3 separate regions of the Mus musculus genome follow, and regions 1 and 3 are each linked to region 2. A link is a loop called in an ENCODE intact Hi-C map of the cell type or tissue named here. Cell type or tissue: left cerebral cortex. All regions are shown on one strand.

The links. Peaks named below come from ENCODE experiments on the same cell type or tissue, not always from the same donor. Only the 100,000 strongest peaks of a DNase experiment are listed, where the experiment ranks them.
Region 1: a loop joins it to region 2, with 2.5 times the contacts of the local background. A loop is called at or near these places in 8 of 42 quality-filtered maps.
Region 3: a loop joins it to region 2, with 3 times the contacts of the local background. A loop is called at or near these places in 2 of 42 quality-filtered maps.

Annotation. Positions count from the first base shown.
Region 1 is chr11:18,147,175-18,155,174 of GRCm38, forward strand. No RefSeq gene overlaps it. Among named protein-coding and RNA genes, the nearest start is that of Gm12018, 55 kb to the left of the region's middle. In left cerebral cortex, a CTCF peak has its summit at 4,803 (motif pointing right); a DNase peak (open chromatin) is centred at 4,814.
Region 2 is chr11:18,873,240-18,881,239 of GRCm38, forward strand. It overlaps Meis1 (Meis homeobox 1), which reads right to left. Exons shown (of 12, transcript NM_010789.3): 12 at 7,189-8,000. It overlaps 8430419K02Rik (a long non-coding RNA gene), which reads right to left and starts at 4,371. Exons shown (of 4, transcript XR_003949854.1): 1 at 1-4,371. In left cerebral cortex, a CTCF peak has its summit at 4,390 (motif pointing right); DNase peaks (open chromatin) are centred at 654, 1,053, 1,359, 1,566 and 6 more places; H3K4me3 peaks cover 886 bases.
Region 3 is chr11:19,711,014-19,719,013 of GRCm38, forward strand. No RefSeq gene overlaps it. Among named protein-coding and RNA genes, the nearest start is that of Gm39602, 28 kb to the right of the region's middle. In left cerebral cortex, a CTCF peak has its summit at 3,493 (motif pointing left); DNase peaks (open chromatin) are centred at 2,237 and 2,763; H3K4me3 peaks cover 464 bases.

The sequences.
Region 1 (8,000 bases), 730 kb before region 2:
ATGTTCTTCAACCGAGTTTTAGAAGCTTTCGAAGGGTTAAAGCAGAGACTTGGGTATTTTTAAATACTGAGATAATATTAGGACTCATCTCTCCCTGCGGGATGGGGAAGAGGTCAGTCTCTATTAGTGTGATTAGTTAGTGGTTTTTGCCTTTGTTAAAAGCATACTTACTACAAAGACATTAATCTACGGGGCAATTTGACCTCCTAACTAACAACTGTTGGACTCCCTTGCTGACTTTTATTGGGACCGTGGCGCATGTGCAAAGGAACACGAGATAGGAGTGACAGTGTCACAATCTTTGGCAGCTAGAGATGATGTGTCTTATCACTGGTTCCCTCGAAAGCTGGCTGTAACGAAGCCTGATTAGTTAGAAGTCGCTTTTAGCTGTCTGTGGATGTGCCTGATTGCTAGCGCAGTGAACCAGCCCAGACCTACTACCCTTATGCCAGCACCAGTTGTCTTGAAACTCCACAGAATCCCTTAAAAACCACACAGTGATCAGAGCAGATACCTCCAGCTCCTGAAAGCACAGCCTCAGCTAGGAATGCTTCAAATAGTTTGCACCAGACTACTGAATATCACAAACCTGGTTGAACTCTAGGTGACCTTGATCCTATTTCCTGATGAAGAGCACTTCTTATAGTAGTTTATGGGGGAGGGGCTTGGGTGAGTTGCCATTGGTGCTACAGAATCAAGGCTTTGATTTGAGTAAGTACACGCCTCCATTTGTGCCTCAGATATACTGAGATTCCTCTAAAGATCTGGCCTCTGACTATCAATGCAGGGTGCTTAGGTACTTAGTGGCTCATGTCCAAATGCTATTGTGTTTCTTCCCTTGGTGTTGAAAATAGGCCCAGCGAAAGGTTTCTCTCAAGCAGTCGCTTCTTGCTACTTTAAGCATCGACCAAACTTGGTCCCTCAAAGGAAAATATCAGCCATGGCAACAGGGTCAACAGAACAGAAGTCCCAACAGAGACAGGAGTAGCTCAAGCTCTGAGAGTAGCACAGTAGCCAGCCAATTGTCAGTGAAGAAGCAGCTACTGGGGACCCACAGCAAAAAGAGCAAGGGTCCTGGATGCAAAGAACCAGCAAGAGAGCTAATACCAAAGACAAATTAAAAGCTATATGTAGAAAAAGAATGGAACCTGTTGGCCTTGGTTACTAGAAGAGTTGGAGAAAACTGTCCCATATTTACGGCCAAGAGCTATAATACTCTCTACTATTAAAAGCTTACATCTGTTAAACCCTGACTTCCTAGGTGGAAATGAGTCTTAGGGGCCTTGATCACCAAAGCCTGCATGAGGACTGAAAACATAAACAGTGTCATGTGCTGTTGCTCTTGCCTGCTGCCACCACCACAGATACCTACGTTCAAAACTGCTAGACACAAAGGCCATCCAACACCAGCATGTGAAGGGTGTTTGCATAATTTCTGAGCACAAGGATCCTAGCCAGCTGATTAGCTTTTCTAGAAGATTCCGGTACACATTCTCACTAATTCTAGATTTTAGATCATCCTAAATGCCAGCTTTCCATGACTAAAATATGAAAGAGAGTCATTCCTACAGTTCTTTTGTGACTCCGTATGCCTCCTTCCCATGTTGGAATACACTTCGCCTGTCATAGTACTCTGCTATATATTAAATCTTTGTGGCATAACTGTTTCCTTTGGATTATAGCATTCTTTATGGAAGAAGGGGAATGTGCATCCGGCTTAAGAAACTCATAAGACACAGTATTCTTAAGACTCCTCACTGAATTTGTACACGCCAGAAAGAATTCCTTGGGGTGGAGGGTGTGCTTCAGTGTTGTAGCTACTTATAATTTATATATAAGATTCTATGGTATGGCTTTTCTATGTGGGGTGGCAATTTATAGTGAAGAAGCTTCTAGGGTCATCCACAATCTTGTAAATCGTAACCTCATTAATTTACCAAGAGCTCTTTGGATACATTCTTGTGTCTGTCATGTCCTTTCTACCTAGGTTGAATAGCAGTACCTTCTTCCCCCATGAAAATCGCAATCTGGGATGTGAAAAATGGATGCAACCTGTTGACTCCAGTCCCCTTCTTTGTGCTCCTCAGCAGATGTGCCAACTTGTGACGCTAGAGAACCTTTAGGAGGTGGTCTGTCTGGGTGAGGCAGGCAGCTAGATGAGGGTCTTGAAGGCTGGCTATGCCTGGTTCCACCATGTGTAGAACACTCATCATATGCACTTGCTGCTATTAAAATGTGCTGCTTTTCCATTCCTCTGGAACCATGAGCCAAAACGAATCTTTCCTTTCACAAGCTGTTTCTGTAAGCATGGTTGCAAGCAATAAAAGCCCATTTTGTATACCTTTTTTGTGCATGTCAGGATGGTTACTATGTCTTAGAATCCGCAATCCTGAACTCTGGCATGTGGTATGGTCACTGTCTCACCTGAACAGAAATAATACCTAGCTCATAAGATTTTTAAGGAGATTTTTTTAAAAAAATTACATATACAGAAGTATTTAGAATAACATCTGATACAGATCAGACAAATTATGTTTTCTATTATTCATTCACTCAAAATGTGTCCCCTTGTCACCATTGTCTTCATGATCTCTTCTCCCCCTTTATCTCTGAAGTTCATCATCTTTCATCATCATGATTTCATTACTAAATTTTGTTTATATTCTGTTGTTTACTATTAGTTTCAGATGCTTTTTTTTTCTTCTAAGAGAGGCCCATTGGACACACAAACTTTATATGCCCCAGAACAGGGGAACGCCAGGGCCAAAAAGGGGGAGTGGGTGGGTAGGGGAGTGGGGGTGGGTGGGTATGGGGGACTTTTGGTATAGCATTGGAAATGTAAATGAGCTAAATACCTAATAAAAAATGGAAAGAAAAAAAAAAAGAATATGATGCTGCAGTTTAGGGTGGGGTCACTATCTTATTTTGTACTTCCCATAGATCCGGGTAAAATAGCAACACAAGCAAGATCCCGGCTATCTCAAGGGTGATGAATGTATTGTAAGGAAATTCTTGAGAACAAAAAGCAGGTGATGAGTGTTCCAGAAAAATGGAAAGATGAAAGAAATAAAAGAAGAAAGGAGTCAGGGCTGACAGATTGCCAAGAGCTGGAGAAAGGAAATCACTAACTTCTCTGAGGGGAGATTGAGATTAAAGCACTGATTTTCATCTGGCAGAATCTGGTAGCAAGGCAGACTTGAAGTTTCTAACTGACTGAGTGGGTTACTGAAGTTCAGGGTCACCTTGCCTATACCAGGGATAGACTTCTCTGTTCCACACCCACCCCTGTTCATCACCAAATAACTGGACGTGAACAAGAACACAGGGGTCACCATTAAAAAATCATGAGAGTTTACAATTAAGTAAAGGTGTGAATTGTGTACCACATCCTTGAGATCTGACTCTCCTCCTGGTACAGTAAAATCTCCAGTTAGTTCTTGCACTGGTTTTTACGGCTGAAGGCACCATCATCGGCTGAAGGCCAGCCTCACTTGGAAATAGTGTCAGCCTTAATTTGAGCCACAACACAGGACCCAAACAGCTAGAAATTTAATAAAATCTTCACTTGTTTATTCCCTTCCAACAGAAAGAAATATTAATATTTACTTCTGCAGCTGCCTCTGGTTTAGAGTTTAAGTGTTCTGACACTTGCACAATGAATATAGAAACCTCCTACTCCTTTGTAAGTTTGTCAGTGAATAGACTGGGTTCTAACTTTGCATGGGTAAGAGCAAGAAGGCTTGCTGTACCTTTAGACCGTATGCCTTGACTTTTGTGCCTCATGTACACAGATGCTGTCTGTCTGGTGCTACACAGGCAGCTCTTGCTTGATTGCTCTGGAGTGTCTGCCTCATCTGCAAAATGAGTGAAATAAAAAAACCCAAGTCAGAATAAGAACTGAGAGAGTGTGAAAGCCACACTTGGGTCACTGAGTCATTGAAAGCTCCCTCTGTTCACGTGTTCCTCCCTGTCACTGCCCTGATGTCACCTAATCCCTTCTGATTTTACTTATTTTGAATTAAAAAAATTAAAAATCCCTTGCATTTTACCCATTTTTTATTAAAGTCACTTTTAAGCTATGTCTTCCAAATGTGCCTGTGGCTTCCTGTCTTAGCAATGTATATGCATTAAAAGTACAGCAACAAATTTCCTTCAGTTCGGGTTTTGTTAAAATACTTTGAATGACAATTCAAACACATTCATCTGTATTTGAAAACTTGATCTGATTAAACTTGGTTTTCACATCTTATATTTGCCAAAGCGTGCTTCATTTTGTGGCTATTTTTTGTTTTTTGTTAGTCTGTTTGTTTTGTTTTTTCAGTGATTGATAAGCTGCTTTGAGAAGAAAACTCAGGACCAGGCTTCATTCCAGGCCACTCAGCCAAAGCCTGGTGTCTTCATCGCACAATCCATGTCTTCTGCCTCAAGATGAAGGGACTCACTCACCGAAGGCTTAAAATGAGGTTTAAGCAAGCACACTTTTCATGCTAAACAAAGCATGCCATCATTTTATTTTACAAGTTATGGGTGTGCTTTTAATAAACTCACCGTCACACACACATACAAAGAAATAAATAGATTTGTTCTGCTTAAACCGGCATACAAAGAGCTTGGAAGGAAGGACAAAAAATCTTTAACACCTCTTAGGCAATGGAAGGGAACTTCACACTTCAGCCTCATGTCAAGAATGTGTGATAACAATTTGACAGGTAGTAAGTGGATTCTGTCCCAGGCCTTGCAGGGAGATGACCCTGGAGCATAATGGTGTGATCTGCAGGCCCTTAGCTTCCTGCCCAGCAGGGGGTAGCCAAGTGCCGGCAACCGGGAAGCAATTCAGTCCTGCAGGAAACAGCCTCCCAGCTAGAAATAGCCCTCTGATTGTAGAAGCCAGCTCTTCTGATTAATGCCAATACTTGAATTATTTGTTCCAAAATAGCTACTCATCCGAGGCCTATCTTGGGATCTGGAGCTTAGGCGACTGTGTCCTTTGAAAAGAGATTTTAAAAAATAAAGATAAGTTATTTACTTGCCCAAGACTTCAACTGAATATTGGGCTGTAAAGGCAGGAGGATTTCATTTTCCTGTTTGAGTCTTCTTTGTCTTCCCCAGTGTGCTAAGGGTATGAGTTTCCACAGATGTGGATAGGCAGGTCTGGTCGGCTGCCCTGGCTCTTTGAGTGCATGGCTGCTGGTAGGAGAGCTTAGCCACTGTCACAGGACATCTCCTCAGAGAACCTGGGAGCCAGCCGGTGACAGAGCTGAGGAGCCAAGGTGATGACTGACAGGAGAGAAGACAGGAGAAAATTCTCCAGTAGGAAAAAGGATGTGTGTTGGGGAGGTGGGAGTGGGGTGGTGGGCTGAGAGGTGACTGCAGAAAGGAGCAGCATCCTGCTGTCGGCCTGTCTGCTGCTCCAGCTACTTGCTGACTGACCTGCCTACTCAGAATGGGTCCTTCTGGCCTTCACATACTCACCTTGTTGCTTCCCGCTCAGGCCATTTTCCGTCAGTGCTGCGTTTCTTTGTTGTTGTATTTTTTTCCCAGTTCAATGAACCCTCACATTATGGGTTTCTGTTGTCATTCTAACCTCTAATACACAACCATTACGTCTTATCTCGTCTTCTAAATTACTTCAAAATCCAATTACAAAACCCTTTCTCCTCCAAGAGCACACAACTCTCCACATTACTGAAATGCCGGGCTTTGCTTTGTCTTTCTAAATTAATAATAGCTACCATTTTCCGTCTGTTCTTTCCGAGGGATTCGGTTATATCACCACATAGACTAACAAAATGCCGATTATGATTCTTTTGCCTTTTTGATGGGCTACAAAAAAGCTAAAGATAATTTCCCAAATATTCATAAAAGATCTGTCAGTTTTTAGAATCAACTTTTTGAAACTCAATCTCTAAAGAAGACAGCATTTTAAAATCAGTTAAAATTTAAATTAAATCAGCCAGATTTTCACCCTTGATTTACATTGCAGAAGCCAGTCTCTTCCAAAGGTTTTAGACATTTGAATAGGTCTGTTTGTTTTCACAGTGATTTTAATAACACAAGTGAATATTTAATCCAATCAATGTCATCGTAATTTTCTCTAATCTAAGGAAAATGGCTGTCTTAAAGGCAAATTTAAATTTTAGTGAATTATAAAATATTTTGGTAAAAGTGAACATGCCAAGAACATTTTAGGAGAAACTTTTAACACATTGAGAATATGCATTTTTGTTTGTTTCTTTTCTTTTGCCTTGATTCTTCTGACAGAGGAGAGGCATAATTGTGACTCATATTTGGAAATTGCTTTTAGAAAATGATTTTCAATTCAAATCTAAATTTAGCTTCGGAAATATTACTTGTTTAAATGTTTTATAATCACAAACATGAAGCAGAACTGTAACTTCTCTCTCTCTCTCTCTCTCTCTCTCTCTCTCTCTCTCTCTCTCTCTCTCTCTCTCCCCCCTTTCTTTCTTCCTTTTTTTCTTTCTTTAAGATAAGGTCTCACTATTTAGCTCTCGTTGTCCTGTAACTAGGTATGACCAGGCTAGCCTTGAACCTACAGTGATCGGCCTGCCTCTGGCTCTGTAGTTGCTTTTCTTACTTTCAAACTCTTTTACTTTTGTGCAAAGTATATTTGACAAACCTAAGGCACCCAATTAATCAATGACAAAATGTGCTTGTATAATAACATACAGACAGAGGTCATGAGCTCTTTTACTTTTAACTCTTCACAATGTAAAATTTCAACTTGTGAATTTTGTAAATTCAAGCTTTGTTTAATAATGTTAAATATATTATAGAATGCTAAGAAGCAGGACACTCCTATCGATATCAGTGTTAGCTAGGCATCAACTCAACATCTCTAGTTATTATAGTTATTTTGTATATTTATTATGCTCTAAAATGGAATCTTTATCTCCATAAATATTAAAAGATATATATGTATTATATATAATACATATATATTTAAAATATATTAGTTCCAAATAAGAATGTTTCAGAGGCCATAATGAAGACCAAGGGGAAAGATGGATACCAAGCCCTTGGAATGAATAGGCTGACTGAGGTAGCAGAACGAGGCACTGAGTAGCACAAGCACATTGGAAGCATAGGAACATAGATCACAAGTGATTGCTGAAATGAGAAAGTGCTGAGCAAAGTACAGATCCTGGAGCAAAAAACCAGAAGCTGTACACAAACCAGATTTGCCCAGTTTATTAAAAATACAGACATAATAAATGTATATGCAAAGATAAATGTAAATTATGTATTTCAAGTTTTCAGTTGTATTCACACTTTGTAATCTTAATTTAATGTCCTAAGACTTCACTGATACTAACAAGAGGACGACATTCCCTTTCCTTCCCCCTTTCCTCTCTTTCCTCTTTCGTCCTTTAAAAAAAAATATTTTCAATGAAAATTAAAACTTAGCCAGAATCAATTTTTATTAGTATCTCTGAAAGTCTCCACTTTGTCTTTTCATTTCAGTGCATCTGCAATGTCACTCTTAGTTTTTTCTTTGATATTTAAATGTTTCAACAGGTGGCTGGACCTAGTGTTTGTAGAAACATATATACTCAAGTCTCTTTTTTAATTTTCTTTAGCTAGTATGTTCTTTCAGGGTGTCTGGATTTTTATTTCTAAATTTTTTTATTATTATTTTTAATTTATTTTTTATTACATATTTTCCTCAATTACATTTCCAATGCTATCCCACAAGTCCCCCATACCCTCCTCCCCACTTCCCTACCCACTCATTCCCATTTTTTTTGGCCCTGGCGTTCCCCTGTACTGGGGCATATACAGTTTGCATGTCCAATGGGCCTCTCTTTCCAGTGATGGCAGACTAGGCCATCTATTTCTAAATTTTAATAAGCTTTTTAACATATAAGATCTTTTAAAAATTATTTAGACAAACTAGCCAATTTACACGAATCAAATATATAGATAGTCTTAAAGGGTTGACTTTAATTTTTATATCCAGAATTTCCTTTCTACATGTATGA
Region 2 (8,000 bases):
TTAGCTTAATAATGTTATATTTTTTCCACGAAGGGATATCTTATCTCTCTGTTTTATGATCATTCAGTGTAAGCTTGTATGTCAAGGTGTCAGGTTATTCAAACAAACTTTAAGTATTCTTTTTGTTAACTATGCTGAAAGTTTTCCATTTTGGTTTTTCATTTAGAACATTAACTTCTTAATTTAGAGTTTTACCACTTTAAAAAAAAAAGAAAACATTTATTCTTTCTGTTCTTTTCCTATTTTCTCCCTCCCTCCCTTCCTAGTTATTTATTTATTTATTTTGGTGATCTTATTAACATAAGAGAGGGCACTCCATTTCAGCATAGAAATGCTTAAGAATAAGCTTTTTTCCCCTTAACTCTGTCGTTAAACGATTTAGAGTTGTCTAAGCCTCTCCTCTTCCTACAAATTACAAGAACAACCAAATCTAGAGCTCACACCTCCTTCCTCGAACCTTTAAGTTAAATGTGAGCTGAGTTGATATTCTCCTTTCCACCCCAAACAATCAGGTTTTCACTCTGACAGCCCAATAATGCATTTAGTTTGAAATTACACTTGGATCTTTTCTCCTTTGTATTTTTTTTTATTTACTCCAGTACAACGAGATGACTTGATTTTCATGGGATTACATGTACTCCATTCAGTATTAGTGGGACATTGCTACTCAACTAAATACTGCCTTAATGGACAAATGAACTTTTTTATTTGCTAAAGTTTGTAGGTGGGTTTGGAAACAGAGTATGCCACTGATTTGGTTACTGTTGAGAATCAAACAGACACACACATCATTTATCTAAAGAGGAGAGTTGTAGCTCTGTAAAAGGCAGAAGCAAGCACAGAATCATGGGGAATTATTTCAGTTTATTGCTCTTATTAATTAAACCGGATGTGGTTTTATTCTGCACTTTTTATACCGACCTTGTTCGAAGCTTCTGGCGGCTTCGCTTCCCTTCACTCCCAATTCCTCTCATTCATTAGATCCCTTTTTGATGGGGCCTTTCCTACAGTACAGCTCTTAGGAGTTACAGTGGAAAATCTCACGGGTCTTGGGGAAGATCATGCGTCTCCCGCCCCGGGGAAAAACAAAACAAAATACAGGCGGAGAGGGGGAAAAAAAGGAAGAGATGCTTTTCTCATTCTCTTTCAGCATTCCTTTCGTTGAAATGCAAGACAGGTACTTGATTTAGCATTTAAGCAAAAGGTTACACAAACCGCGTTTTAGAAAGTGTTGGGATGTCCGGCAGGGTCAGCCCCAGATCAGATCATTTTTCGAATGCAGACCTAAAGATAATGAGTACTTGTTGTATTAAAGGGGACAAACAGTACTTTGGCTTCCTCTGACCCCAGAATGCACGGCTTGGTTTCATTGATCATCTTCCTTTATGAGATAATGCAATTACAAACATCAATAAGGGGCTGCAAGGGGAATCATTATGCTGTGACAGTGATAAATGACGGTGCAGAAATAGCATGCTTCCCCCCCTAACAATCCTGGAGCCCAGGGGCTCCGGGGGCTGAACACAGTCGCCAAGGAAACAGATGACATCCCAAAAGGCACCAAAGGAAAAAATAAAATGAACAGTCTTTCTTTGCCTTTCACTCTTTTCCGTCTTCCAAAGAGTTAGTTTTGGCTCTAGCAGCAGCTGCCACACAGACATTTCGTTATTTCAGACATTAAAGACTGAAGCAAGCAGTGGGAGACTCCTCCCCTTAGTCCACCCCCACTAGACGGGCACACAAACCTTGCCATTCGCATTTTAGAACACCTGAAAATGCACGTCTCAAAAATCGGATTTGATTTGCACACGCTGTTTACCACCCACCCACCTCCCTCCCCGCACCCCCCAGAAGAAACTGAGTCTCCAGGGGCACAGTGGCGCCTCACGGATCTGCCAGAAAAGGGACTTTGCTAGTGTCTGGTCTCTGCTCTGAGCCGGGAGGCAGCAGTGGTAGGAGCCGGTTACTTGGGGTCTTTGCTGCCTTCCTAGGTTTTTTAGAGGTGACGTTATCAGTGACCCTCGATCTCCCGAAAGGGAGGAATCCGGCTCTTTGAAAGCCTAGACCATGCTCAACAACGTCTTCAAGGGGGATCTCTATGCGCAGTCACCTACTCAAATCCAGAAAAGTGGGTGAGGTTGGCAGAAGGGTTTTGCAGCGATTTCGGCGCTCGCCGCTCACCCCCACCCCCACCCCCAATGCCTGCGGGGACTGGGAGAGGTTAGAGCCTCGGGTCTTCAGGTGAATTCGGAGAACCTGTCACTTTTAGGGTGGTGGAAGAGAAAAGTGCTGAGGTGTGAGGGAGGCCTAGGCAGAAAAGCAAGAAAGGGAGGAGAGAAGGGGAGCCAGAGAGTTGGCCATCCTGTCTTTCAGTCATGTCTCCAACCCAGAGAAAGCAGACAGTGGGATCCTGAACTCTCCGGTACACTCTGCCTGAAGCTAGGGTGCCAAGCCAGAAAAACGACGCCGGGGAGAGGACCCGTAGGTGTATGAAGCAGGTGACTCTACTCTCTGCTTTCCTAATGGGCTAGGACCTGGGAGTAGTTTTCCTCCCAGAGAATAAAGTCACTGGTCCTAATGAACACAGTGTGGGGTAGAGGTGGTCAGGGCTAGGAATTATACAGTTGATCAAAGGAAGACTGGATTAAAACTAAATCCAGAGTTTCAGAGTCGGAATTCCCTGAGGTGGACTGAGCGCGTGAGCAGCACAGGAGTTACTTCTTCACCAGCTAAACCAAGCCCCTAAAAGTGCCTCCCATCTCCCTATTAAAACCCTAGGGTATCATTTTTAGGGCAAAGACTCTACAACGCAAACGTCTAGCGGATTGCCCAATATATTGTTTGTGTTTTCTTTCAGTTCCGCCTTGGAAGAGAATGTTTTAAACTTTTTGGGGGGGCGGCGGGAGGCTGGTTCGATGTGAAAGAGAACCCTACCCTTCCCATTATTTCTTGGCTTCAGTCTCCCAGGAAGACCCCCAACTCTCCCGCCCAGATCTTTTCCCCCAACCAGAGAGCTCTTAGCCTCTAATGCTGCGTCTACCCTTGATGGTATGGTTTGCCAAAGGGCCAGGGGGTGCTGGGTAGCACAGAAGAGACCAGGAAAAATGATGACTCAAACTGGGCGCCCCACACACAAACCCACACCTCCCTGCTTACGGTCCAAACACCCGTTGAGAACCTATATCACCAATTTCTGCTTTAACTGCCTTCCCAAGGGCCGAGGGCCTGTGGGATCCAAAGTGGGGGAAGTTTCTAGGACTTTTAAGGAAACTTGAAGGAGCTTCTGCCCAACACACTGTGACACTATTCTTCTCCATTCTACCGGAGTGCTATACACTCTGGAAGCTCACCCTCTTGCCCAGCCTGACTGTTCAAGGCAGCCTCCAGGGCCCAAGCTCTCACCGACATGCTCCCATGAGCGCCCTGGGATTCGGAAGCCGGGGCTCCGTCTGGAAAAGTCCTGTGAAAGCATTCTGGCAACTACAAACCACTCTGAGGGGTTCCAATTGACGGAGCCCAGAGTGAGCCGAAGAAGTCTTTGAATATGCTTTTGCGCTAACTCATGGACACCCAGGCTACCGAGACAGTTAATTCTTCTTAACTTTGACTTTCAGATGGCGGAGGTGGGGATGGGGGCAAGCATAGGACTCTTCTGCAGACCCCGAGTACCTCGGAGTAGTGTGGGATCACAACTGAGACCCACCCGCCCACGTACCAGCTCCAGCCCCAGCCCCAGCCCCGATGTCGTGCAGAGGGAAACTAAAGGGAGTCTGAGACGCGGCTGGAGCTGGGTGAGCCGGCCGCGGCGGTCTCATTAGAGACATCTCAAAACTCCTCTCAGCCCACCCCCAACACCCCCCTCCCGCCTACACAGGGGGAGCTGAAAGCATCACTGAAGGCTCGGAATTCCAGCGTAAAAGAGCAGTTTTCCCCTTTCACAACGTTCGGACTTTGTCCCTGGAGTTACTCAGTATGCGCTTCTGCCCGGAATGCGATCCCCATACCCAGATCCATCTTCTCTAGGCCCGCTAGGACCCGGCACCCCAACTGCTGTCCTTGTCGTTTGGTCTCCCCAGGGCTCCACCTAGCACGCCTCTCCCCGCGGTAAAACTCGTGGGCCGGGTTCCCCGAGAGGAGACAGCCTCCAAAGGAACTCCTAATACCATCCATACAGCTTTAATGCGCTTATAATTCGATAAGTGATTTCAATTTGAAATTGTTAGTAACTAATTTTATGGGTAATTTTTCCACATCAAATATTTAAGCATCAGATTAAGGGCGCCAGTTCCGACGCATGATCATAAGGGGGTTTCTTCCCCCCCCCTCCCCCCCGCCCCCTCAAAACACACTGCCGCGCTCCGCCTCCCTCCGGTCTCCTACTGCGTCGTTTTTCCAAATCCCCAAAAGGTGGCAGTAGAAGACGACTTTCCTCTTTTCCTGCGGCTCAAAAGAAAGGACAGGGGTGAGGGGCTGGGGGGGGGGGGGAGCGGCGGGGGGAGGGGTGGGGCGAGAAGAGGGCCAGGAGGGACTGGACGGTGCCAGGACTTTGCAAGCTGAGCCTTTAACACGTTTCCACCACCGCGCTAGCGAGAGCAGTGGCGAATTTCCTGGAGACGTCTCGGGCCACGGCGGCGCGCCCGGCGGCCCTGGGGTCGGGGTGCGGGCGACTCGGCACATTTGCACTCAACCCTCAGCCTCGTACAAAAGCGGGAGACGCAGAGAGGGACCCACCGGCTTCTTTCCATTTCTTTGTAGTTTAATATTGTCAATACTGTACAACCAACCTTGGCTCCTCGAGGCCGGGCTCTTCGAACACATAAGTCGGGGGGGGGGGCTGTTAATGGGGGGGAACTGGGGAGGGTGGAGGGAAACTAGGGGCGCAGCGGATGAATTGCAGACCAGTTGCCAAACTTTTTCCCCCTGCTGCCGCTGCTGCGGCTGCCGTGGCTGCAGCCTTTGCTTTGAATGTGTGTAACTAGGAAACAGCAAGCCGTCTGAGAAGACGGAATTTCCAACGTGTAAAATGTTCTTAACGGAACCATTGAGCGAGTGCAATAAGGCGTGAGGGGGAACTAATCTTCCCATTTAAATGTTTGTGGCAATTTTATCTAAATGAATTTTAATGCTAAACGAGGGTAATTCCCCATTTGTAGCGCGTTTGCTTCTTTCCTGTGCTTCTAAAGCAGTCGAACATCGTGCAATGAACAATAACAATAAAAATACTTCCAAGGCATATTATTCATTTTGAATGTGTTATAATTACATTTGATTAAATATGATCGGGTAACATTTTTAAATTTTTTGTAAAAGAAACTTAGTCATACTAGTCTCATTCAGCCAGCGGACTCCCCCCACCCCCCCACCCCCACCCCCAAAAAAGAAGCCTGTATAATTGTGTGCCCTGTTTAGGGGAGGGCGTTTTGTTTTTGTCCTTTAAGAAACATCAAAACCACTCTCCACACCTCTATTATTTTCCTCCTTCCGATAAGTGTCGTCAATAACCTCAAAGCTGGCTCTGAAATTTACAAGAGGAAAAGCTAAAACAGAATTAAACGGGAGGGTGTCAGGGGCAGGAACAGAGAGACCTGAGGAGCAAGGCTCGCACAATCCTCACTCCGAGGGGGGAAACCATGGCACAAAAGCTTGCTTTATTTTTTTCTAATTCCTAGACATTAATGATCATGATTCTTTTTAATCTCCACATTCCCCAGCCCCCCTTTGCTTGCGCTCACTCTTCCCCTCCACCCCCAGCCTCTCCCCCTGTTCTTTTCACCACCCTCTCCTTTCCCCCTCCTCCCCCCTCCCCGGCTTTCTCCCCACCCCGCCCCCTCCTACCCCAACTAGGCTAGAGCCTCCAGGATAATAAAGGCTGACTCACCGGGCTTGTACTGGGGAGGCAGAAGTAAAAGGACGGTTAGTTTATAAAGTTTATTATTATTTTTAAAAGTAAATAAATGGTTGTTAACTGCAACTAACCACCCATCAAAGAAAATGATTTCACTAATATGGACTCTTATGCAGTCGTAGAATTGTCTCGGGGCCAAAATAGGAAAGTTAAACAGTCCCATCTTTGGGGGGGCGAGCAGGGCGAGGTGGGCAACAGCTCTGAGACCAGGCTGCAACCTCTCTCACGTTCTCTCTCTCTCTCTCTCTCTCTCTCTCTCTCTCTCTCTCTCTCTCTCTCTCTCTCTCTCTCTCTCTCTCTCTCTCTCTCTCTCTCTCTCTCTCTCTCTTCTCCCTCCCTCCCCCACCCCCTCTCTCTTCTGCACACCCACGTGTCAGAAACAAGGCCCCATAAACAAAAGGTGAGAGTGCACACCTCTGCTCCTGCAGGTGAGGCAGTGACTCACCATTACCATTACTGAGTAGAGCCAACCCACAGCTGGTTTCTCTTTCCAAATAGAAAACAGGATTGCTGTGGGCAGTTTATAAGGTGACAAGGGTCTGAATGTCAGGCTAGAGTTTAAGGCTTCTGACTCATCCTTTGTTCCCAAAGCAACCAAAAGGCTGTTTTCTTAAAAAATTAATTTGCCTTCATTAAAATATTTGGATATTTCCCTTAGCTTTATGAAGCACTTTTTAGAGCAGCGATTTTATTTAAGTGAAATTATAAGCTATTGCAGCTTAAACATGTTATTTTGAACCATTTAGCTGGCTGCCATGCAGAAATTCTGTACAGCTGTTCTGGAAAATTGGTTAATAACCAGTTTTATCCAATGAGAACATAGAGCATATTTATAAAAATTAGATTTTGAAGTCTGGTCTCTTCAATTTTATATAGTTAATTTCTTAATAAACATGTACTGCTGGCCCTAGATAACATCCCTGGCAAAAGGCTGACTGTGGGCTTCAGCTCTGTCACAGCAGGATTTTACTGATCATGTAGGCGACTAATACTGAATGAAGTCTGAGGCTACAGCTAGCTTAGTGACTTTAACCCTTAATTTTGTTGGTATTACCAATTCGTTAAGTCATCTTAATCCAGTAGTTATTGTTAAATAATTTACTCAGTGGTTACAATTTTCAAATACATATGGCCCAGGGAGCTAATTGTTTGTTATCATTAAAAATGCTGTACTAATCATTAAAAGTTTGAGGGACACATCTTGTAAGCAGTAAAGTCAGAATGACAAAAAATAACCTTTTCATTCTGGAGTCTGACGTCATGACTGCACTCAATGACTGAAGCTGGACCTGGAGTTTGCATACTTTTAAATGCTAAGATAGGACACAGTGTGCCATGACTGTTATTAATAATTAGCTCCTTGTTTTCTTGATAGAAAAAGGCTATTGACAAGCATTTTTTATCCACAACAAAAAGTATAATTAGCGTACCCCACTCAGTTAACCTTATATGCATGCCACCTTGCACTAATCTGCTACTTTCACAAAAAAAAAAACAAAATAAATGCAATAATACAGTTCATCTTTCCAGTCCTTTTTGCACAAAATTTATTTACAATGTCTACATAAATGCTCCAAGGTGGGACTATGGAAAAATACACACATGACCAATGCTTTGCTGAGAAACAAAGTCAACATATTAAAAAATAAATCTTCAGTCTATGTTTTTTGAGCTGCATAAAACAGGAAGTGATGTATAAGGTGATGGTTGTTGTTGCATGGGGACGATGATGCTTGATGTGACAGTTAGGCTTCTAAACACACACGGCCTTTGGGTTTCCATGCCTCCTCCTACCAGTCTCCTTAAGACACTGCCTGCAACAGCTGATTAATCATTGTTGGTGACTGCAGTTTTTCCCATCCTTCCCGATTTACATCTGTTCAGGCCAATTCAAATATGGTGAGTAAATGAATTAGACATGCAAATTCAAGCCCCAGGCTAGAAAGAGGGAGAGGGAGGAGAAGAGAGAGAGAGAGAGAGAGAGAGAGAGAGAGAGAGAGAGAGAGAGAGAGAGAGAGAGCGCACGCACATGGCTGAAATCCTAGGCAAGAAGAAAGATTCTTCTGCCTGATAGTTATTTTAATGCTCTAAAAAT
Region 3 (8,000 bases), 840 kb after region 2:
GCCTGAAAACAGATCACAAAGACAAGAGGGTACCTCATCTGGGAGCCTCTAACCAGAGCAAGTCAATGGGGATTTTGTTTAAAAAAAAAAAGTGTGCATTTATATATTGCTTCTGCAGGGAAAGAAACTTATTTTAAGTAATCAATAAAACTACCCTCTAGTCTCCTGGATTCTAGGGGCTAGAGAGATTGTTCAGCAGAGAACTCAAGCACTCCTCTTGCAGAGGGTCTGGTCCAGTTCAAGAAGCCAAGACCCACAACCAGCTGTAAATTCATGTGCAAGACTTCTGCTGGCCTCCACAGGCGTCTGCACACATACATCAAATATTCTTCTTTAAAACAAGCACCTAGCTTATTCCAGGAAGTAATATCATTCTTAAAAAGTCCATGCCAGTTAGTAAATGAAAGCTAATGCTACAGTGAGACTAAATCTTGTGCAGCCAAGGGTTTTTATGCAAAATGGTGCAAGTCTAAGTTGCCTTACAGAGCTAGGCCTAAAACCCATTGAAAAAAGACACACTGTGAATTACAGTCTTGACTGTAACTAAGGTAGCTGTGATGGTTTGTGCTTGGCCCATGGAGAAGCACTATTAGAAGGTGTAGCCTTGTTGGAGTAGGTGTGTCACTGTGGGTGTGGACTTTAGACCTTCACTGTAGCTGCCTGGAAGCCAGTGTTCTGCTAGCAGCCTTCAGAAGAAGATATATAATTCTTGGCTCCTCCTGTACTATGCCTGCCTGGATGCTACAATGTTCCCACCATGATGATAATGGACTGAACCTCTGAACCTGTAAGACAGACCCCCATTAAATATTGTCCTTATAAGAGTTGCCTTGGTCATGGTGTCTGTTCACAGTAGTAAAACCCTAACTAAGACAGTAGTTCTCCACTGTTTGAAAGCCTAGATGGGTTCCCTTTGCCCTGCACATCAGCCAAAGAGGATGTGGCCCATCATGTAATCCTCATGTGTGGAACATGTGCCTCATCAGCACCAAACCACTCACAGGTTACTGATAGAGTCAATGGCATATGCCTAAAGGGATGAAGACCCAGAGTGGTCTTTCTCCCTGGGAGCAGCCTGGGTGTTGATCTAGTAGAGTTCAGGGCATGACTCTAACATAATCTTCATTCATTTCAATTATTTATCTGCACTGCTCAACTCAGGCAGAAAGAGCTATGCTGGGTTTTCCTGAAACACAATGAAGATATTTTCTTCTTGTGTTCATTGGAGATATTACTCTCACACAAAAAGAAGAGAAAATAAGGTGACCTGTGACACCCTGAGACTGTCCCAAGACTAAATCATACGTTCAAACTTGAGATAGAGAGTTGGTACAAAACTTTTCTAAAAGTAGATCACCTGTGTCTTCCACTGCCTATATCGTTTCGGCTGGCCAATCAAAGCCGCTCTGCAGATAGATGACTGGGGAGATCCTTTGGAGTTTACAACAAAATGACTATGAACCCTTGACAACTTGAAGAATATATTTCCAACCGCACAAGTCAAATAGACAGTGGTCCAGAGCTAATGTTTCATCATTAGTGAAGAAAAGCCAGAAAGTCAGATGTTCTCTCTTTGCTCTGCCCATTTGCACACATCAAACCTCAGAGATACCCTCTTGTGGTGTGGGATGGGTGTGGTTTGACTTAACTACAAGGTTTTAGACAGAAAGTTTCTTTTAAAACAATAGCAAATAGCAAGTCAAATTAAATACCAGCTCACGATGGAAGCAGAAGTGTCAGGTCGTGATTTTCTTCTGTCTTGATAGAACCAAATAAATGTAGTCTATCCCTATTCTCTCTCTCTCTCTCTCTATCTATCTATCTATCTCTCTCTCTCTCTCTCTAAGAGAGAAGAATTCATGAAGGATTAACAATGGTATGTACTGTTCTTCAAATTGCCATTTGGGTTTGGCAAATTAACTGATTGCTTGTTTCTCATATATAGACAGGATCCAGGTCTGTTTTTAATCTTCAGACTCCTGGAGAATTGTTTTTTGTTTGTTTTTGGTTAGATTTTTTTTTTCTTTATTTGAATTCACAGATCTCCTCCTAATCTCCTACTCTAGTCAGAAGTATCCAGATTGTCAAACTAACACATGAGCAAACCTCACCACAGCTGCAAGAAAAAGTCTCAAACAATAGACAAATAACCACACACACATCTTTTGTTGAGTTTGAAATGTGCCAAGTTGGCGGTAGGGGGAGAGGTTCGTGATATTCGAGGGAACATATTGTCCCTGTTACAACCAGCCCACGTTCACCCGGGCTGCCAATTATTCCCCAGCCGCCATTTTCTTCCTGTAGATTGATCTCCTGCTCCAGGCTGTTTCACACCCGTGACTCGGAAGCCTCCCTTGTGGCATGTTGGCTAATTAAGAGCAAAATCCATCTCTTGATGAAATAATGCTGCCACTGAAAAGGAATTCTACTTTTTTTTTTTAATTCCTAATCAGACTGGAAGGAGCAGTATTCTAACACTTGTATTAAGCATAGGAAAAAGGTCTATAGCTAGCAATTAGCGATGATGAAAAGGACAGCGATTTAAAGCATGTTGCGGTGACATTTTTATCAAATTAAATGAGTTTGCTAGACCACCGACTGCATATGCTTATTGTCATTTACTGTTTGGACAGAAACACATCAGCCACTGGGTATCAGGAGGTGCGGGATTTAATAAGTCGTTTTGACACTGGTGCGAAACGAACCGATCAGGAGTCTGAGGAATGAGTTCACACTCTGAACAGACAGGCAGACATTCTAAGCATGCGAGGTGATACCAATCAACAGGAAGAAATGGTGGGCGCGGGGTAGCAGCAGGCAGCGATGGAGGCAGCGGCAGAGGTGCGCACAGGAGCACCGCACTGCCTGCGCAGGAGACACGAGACCCCACACACACCCACGGAGTCTTGAGTGAGCTCCACGGAGCATACGAAGGGGCAAGCACTTCAGTCACGGTTTGAACAGCATCCGTTCTAGGCAGTAGAGGCTTGCATTTATAATTTAAAAACCTAGTTTCCTCAGAACAATTACAGGAAGACAGATGATCAGTCTGCACATCTGGGTGTGGTTTGCCCCTGCACGTTTGAACACACCATCAAGTTCTAAAGAAATAACAACAAAAATCCTCCCCCTGCTGAGAAAACCAAAACTCTCTTTTCCCGGTCTACCTAGCAACTTGCTTGCTGCCTAACTATCGTAAGGAGAGCTAGGAATACTTAGTTTAAATTTATCGTGGCATGGTATGTTGCTTCCAAAGGTCTTGCTTGAAATATGAGATTCTAGCATGCCATTTTGATACTCCCAGAAGCTATTTCTGTCCCGGGAGAGAGCTGATACCAATGTCTTAACCGTGTACCTGGCATCCGAGTTAAAACATGCAAGAGAGTCGATTACCAATTACAGCTTAAGACACACAGGTGTAATTGAGAGCCTAACAAAGGTGGCTGGTAATTAGCTTCTGGCTTCAGAAGTTGCTAATGCCATCTAGTGGAAAAGGTAAATTTGGCCATTTGCACATCAAAAGCAGCCTTATCCCAGACCCTGTGGCCTTGTGCTTCAAGTCTAATCTCAAATCTAAAAAAAAAAAAAAACCCTCAGAGCTTCCATAAAACAAGAGCAAGTTCCAGAAAATAAGACTTGCCCAGCATCCCCTGGAATGAGCCAGCTCCCCTGCAGTGTCCACTGTGGTCGGCCTCTCAGCTTTCTTCCCCATTAGCAACCAGACTTCAGAGCCGGTGGCAGGAAAGTTAATGTTAATTATGAGTTTTACAAGGCTGGTAGTTCTTTTTAAATAAATTCTGAAGTTTTTATTTATTTATGTTTATTTTGGGTTTTTTTTTTTTTTGGTTTTGTTTTTCTGTTTTCTGTTTTTTATCTAGAACTTAGTTCAAAGAAAGTGTGAATTGCAGGCTTAAGCCTAGAAGTTGCTCAAGTTCCAGCCAGCTCTCCATTCCTGCACGGATTTCTACAGAGAGCTTCTGAGTAAAGCAAGCATTTGGGGACTGTGGACCTCCTCAAACGACTCCCATGCGGCTTGAGCCATGGATGAGACTGTGCCTTGGGAATCAAAGGTACTTTGAGTACCGTGAAAACAAACAGTGGCTCGTATTTCATTGTGTATATGGAGCTGGGCAAATGTCCACACATCTTTTCCTCCACATGACTGTCCCAGGGACTCTTCCTGAGAGCATGGTTTGGGAGAAACCACTAGACAGAGAATCAGAAAACCCCAAGTTTCACAAACAAGCGTGAAACTCATCTACCCCTTCGTCCCCAGCTTCCCAGTCAGACAACAAACAAGTCAAAGCTCTTGCTGGGCTGTGGTGGCACCTTTGATCCCAGCACTGAAGAGGCAGGGCTTGCTCCACACAGTGAGTTACAGGATAGCCAGAGCTACACAATGATCCTATCTCAAAATAAGCAAAACAGACACAGCCCTTTTGGAACTGAGGAACCACAAGCTCAAAGTCTGACTGTCTCAAAAATAAGTTAGGTCAAACTAAGTTTTAAAACGTTTTATTCTTTAAAACTCACTTGTTTGGAATTTCAAGTCTAAACTTCAGATCTTCTGTCTCAGGATAGCAACTGGATTTAAAAGAATGACTTTATTATAGCTATTTCCTGTAAACAGTTGTTTAAAATATATTTTTGTTTTAAACTGGCACATAATTTTAGGTGTTCGTGGAGTACAGTGTGGCCACCCAGTGTTTGTGTGCGATGTGTGGTGATCTTATCAGAGTGGCTGCAGTCCACTACCTCAGAGAGTTCTCCTTCATGCAACATTAAAGTCCTCTCCACTAAGAATTTTGAAATAAAAGTAATTATTTTTACTGAAAGTTACTTGATTATGAGTTTTGTAGTAAACACCATTGTTTAACCCATCCTTGGCTTTAAAATATCAACTTGTTAAAAAGAGGAAAAAACTACAACTTACATGAACTCTACTTCAATCCTTAAAGATAAAGCTGTGTTTCTAATGCTTGAAGACTGAGGTAGGAGGATTGTGAATTGGAAGTGAGCCTGAGCCTCAAAGTGAGAGCTTATCTCAAAAAAAGAAAAAGGACTTTAAAATATAATGCGCATCCTACTTAGATATTATTGTAGTGATTAAGATATGTTTTATTATAATGTTTATGAAATAAAATATTTTTTCAGTCAAGAAATACATAGCCATACCACAAGCAAAACCTTTTCCAGAATAGAAGAGAGAGGGCTGGAGAGATGGTTCAGTCTGTGTTGCGAGCTTTTGACGGCTCTTCCAGATCCAGGCTTAGGTTCCTAGCATCCACTTTCAGCAGCTCACAACTGACTCTATGTAACTCCAGCTCCAGGGGAACCTACACCCTCTCCTGATCTCTGTCAGGAACCAGCACGAATGTGGCATACATACATAGAGACATGTACATCTAACTAAAAGCGGGCCTAAAGATGAGGCATTGGTGGTGCATGTCTTAAATCCTAGCACTGGGAAGGCAGAGGCAAGCACATCTCTCTGAGCTCAAAACCAACCAGGCCAACATAGTGTGTTCCTGGCTATACAGAGCTACATAGAAAGACCCAATCTCAAAAGAAGAAAAAGAACAGGAAGGAGGAAGAGGAAAACAAGCAAGGAAGAGAGGAGAGAGGGAGAGAGAGAGAGAGAGAGAGAGAGAGAGAGAGAGAGAGAGAGAGAGAGAGGAAAATAACAGAACGTATAGTCATTTTGGTATCTGAACAGGGAAAACTACTCATTTAATACAATGGCCTACACCTCTCAACCTTATCCCCCTATATAGTATTTTCACAGTCTGTGCCATATGATACTTAAAGTTATGTATATTGATTTTAATAATGGTACTCGCTTTTCTGGAAATAAAAAATACAATGTATTATTGTCTGAAATTGCTTAAATATACAAATGCATAAAGAAAATTAAAATTCCCCAGAAGCTCACCACACAGCTACTCTAATTTACTATGTTATTTCTTTAACGTTCTTTTTCTATGCATAATTTAACACAGTTAAGATTGTACTACATATTCTGATTTTAAGTACAATTAACCCAAGAAGAGTCATTCACGAGTCCTAGTTGGAAGATGTTATAAAGAGGATCTTAATCACAGATCGTATGTGCCACTGGCATTTTATTCATTTTTCATAATTACCAAAAAAAAACCCATACACTCAGGTCATTCAAAATGAGCTCTGAGAAGCATAAAATTATTACTCAAGTTCTTTGTCAGTACAAGGCTTTTAGAACACTGAGGAAAAATCTCTCTCAGTGGAAGAATGAAGGAAACACTTTTCCAGTTTTGTACTTCTACAAATACCACATCCCTGCCATGCTCACGCTGAAAGCCTAGTTTTACAACAGAGAAGAGGTAGGCTTGGGAGTTTTAAGTAACGGGAGAGTCTAGCTAAACCATCAGATAAGAGGACAGGTGTTGGTTTCCTTGAGGGATCTGTTCCCAGACCCTCTGAGATATAAAGCTTATGGATGTCCAAGGCCTTAATATAAACTGGTGCTGATTTGCATAAAGCCTACCTGTTAAATGAGCTTGAAGCACCTGAGAGACCATACGCACTGTGCAAGAGTGGATAGACTGGGCTGTTTGGGGACAACGATGAGAAGAGTCTTTGCACAGCTTTCTCTTTTTTGATATTCTTGACAGGCTGTTAGCCGAATCCACCCAGATGGTTTTGAAGGGCCTACTACATTATCGAATCATTTCCTGACATTGAAAAACAACCAGACTAAGGACTTGGAGAGATGGCTCAGTAGTGAAGAGCACTGACCGATCTTCCAGGTGACATTGGACAACTCGCAGCCATAGCTTAACTGTCTGTACCTCCAGTTCCAGGAGGAATCTTAAATATTCTTCTGGCCTCCAAGGGCATTGCATGTATGTGGTACATAGACAAACAGGTAGGCAAAACGCCCAAATATATAAAATAAAAATATAGAAAAACAGGCAGACTAAGAATAACAAATCGTGGAAACCTAGCTGACCCCTCCCCTTACCCTCAAATTACAAACTCCTGTGAAAATAACCGATACAATTAAACTCCTGATTGTGGAGTCTAAACTGCACTTACGAAAGAATTTATAAATCATTTCATGCCGTGGCTTCCTTGTTTCCAAAGCCTTGCCTCTTCGGTTGGCTAAGGTACCATTCTGAGTAACCATCATGTTGTCCACACCTCCTCGTGTTGCAAGATCTCTGGGGTGGTGTTTATAAGGGTTCCCAGGGACTCTGATCAGGAGCAGCCCAGTCAGCCTTCCAGCCTGGACCTCTCCAGAGAGAGCCTGGAGATCACCATGGGTTTCGCTCCTTTACAAACTAGTTTCGAACCTGCATGCTGAAGGGTCTTTCTATAGCCGCGTAACCAAACGGTATGGATGGAATCCATGAGTCCACCTCGCCACAGACTCAGAATCCTGAGGGTCTCTGCCCATCTTTAGCCGTCTTTGCCTGTTGACACTTTCTCATCCTACTACATCTCTAATTATAACTTCCATGCAGTTTGGAGTATGGACGCAGCATCAACAGTGTTCTTTTCTGTCTTTTGCTTACTCTGGCCTCCCTGTCTCTCCTTTCATCTTAATCTTTGTCTTTTTCACAACTAATTCTTGGGAAAGTCTTATTTTCTACAGTACCCACCCTACACTGCAAAACTCTGTATGTATTTTTGCATATTTCTAACTTCCCTTTGTTCATTAACTTGTTTTGCACTTTCACTTTCTGCTCTAGTGCCATTTTTTAGGTAAAAAGCATTTTTTAAATTCTTAGTTTAAGAAATACTTCCATAGTTTTAAGGGATAAAAACATAGCAATACAAACAAAAGTTAAGTGCTATGGAGTGCCATGTCTTGATGCATGCATACACTGCGGAGTGTTTAAATGATGGTTCATGCTTATCTCCTTAACCATGACATCTGTCTTTCCTGCAGAACACATCCTTAAGCCTTACTCCTGGCTTTCCCCTCCCCTCCTGGTTTCTTGAGACATCCTTGCCAATGT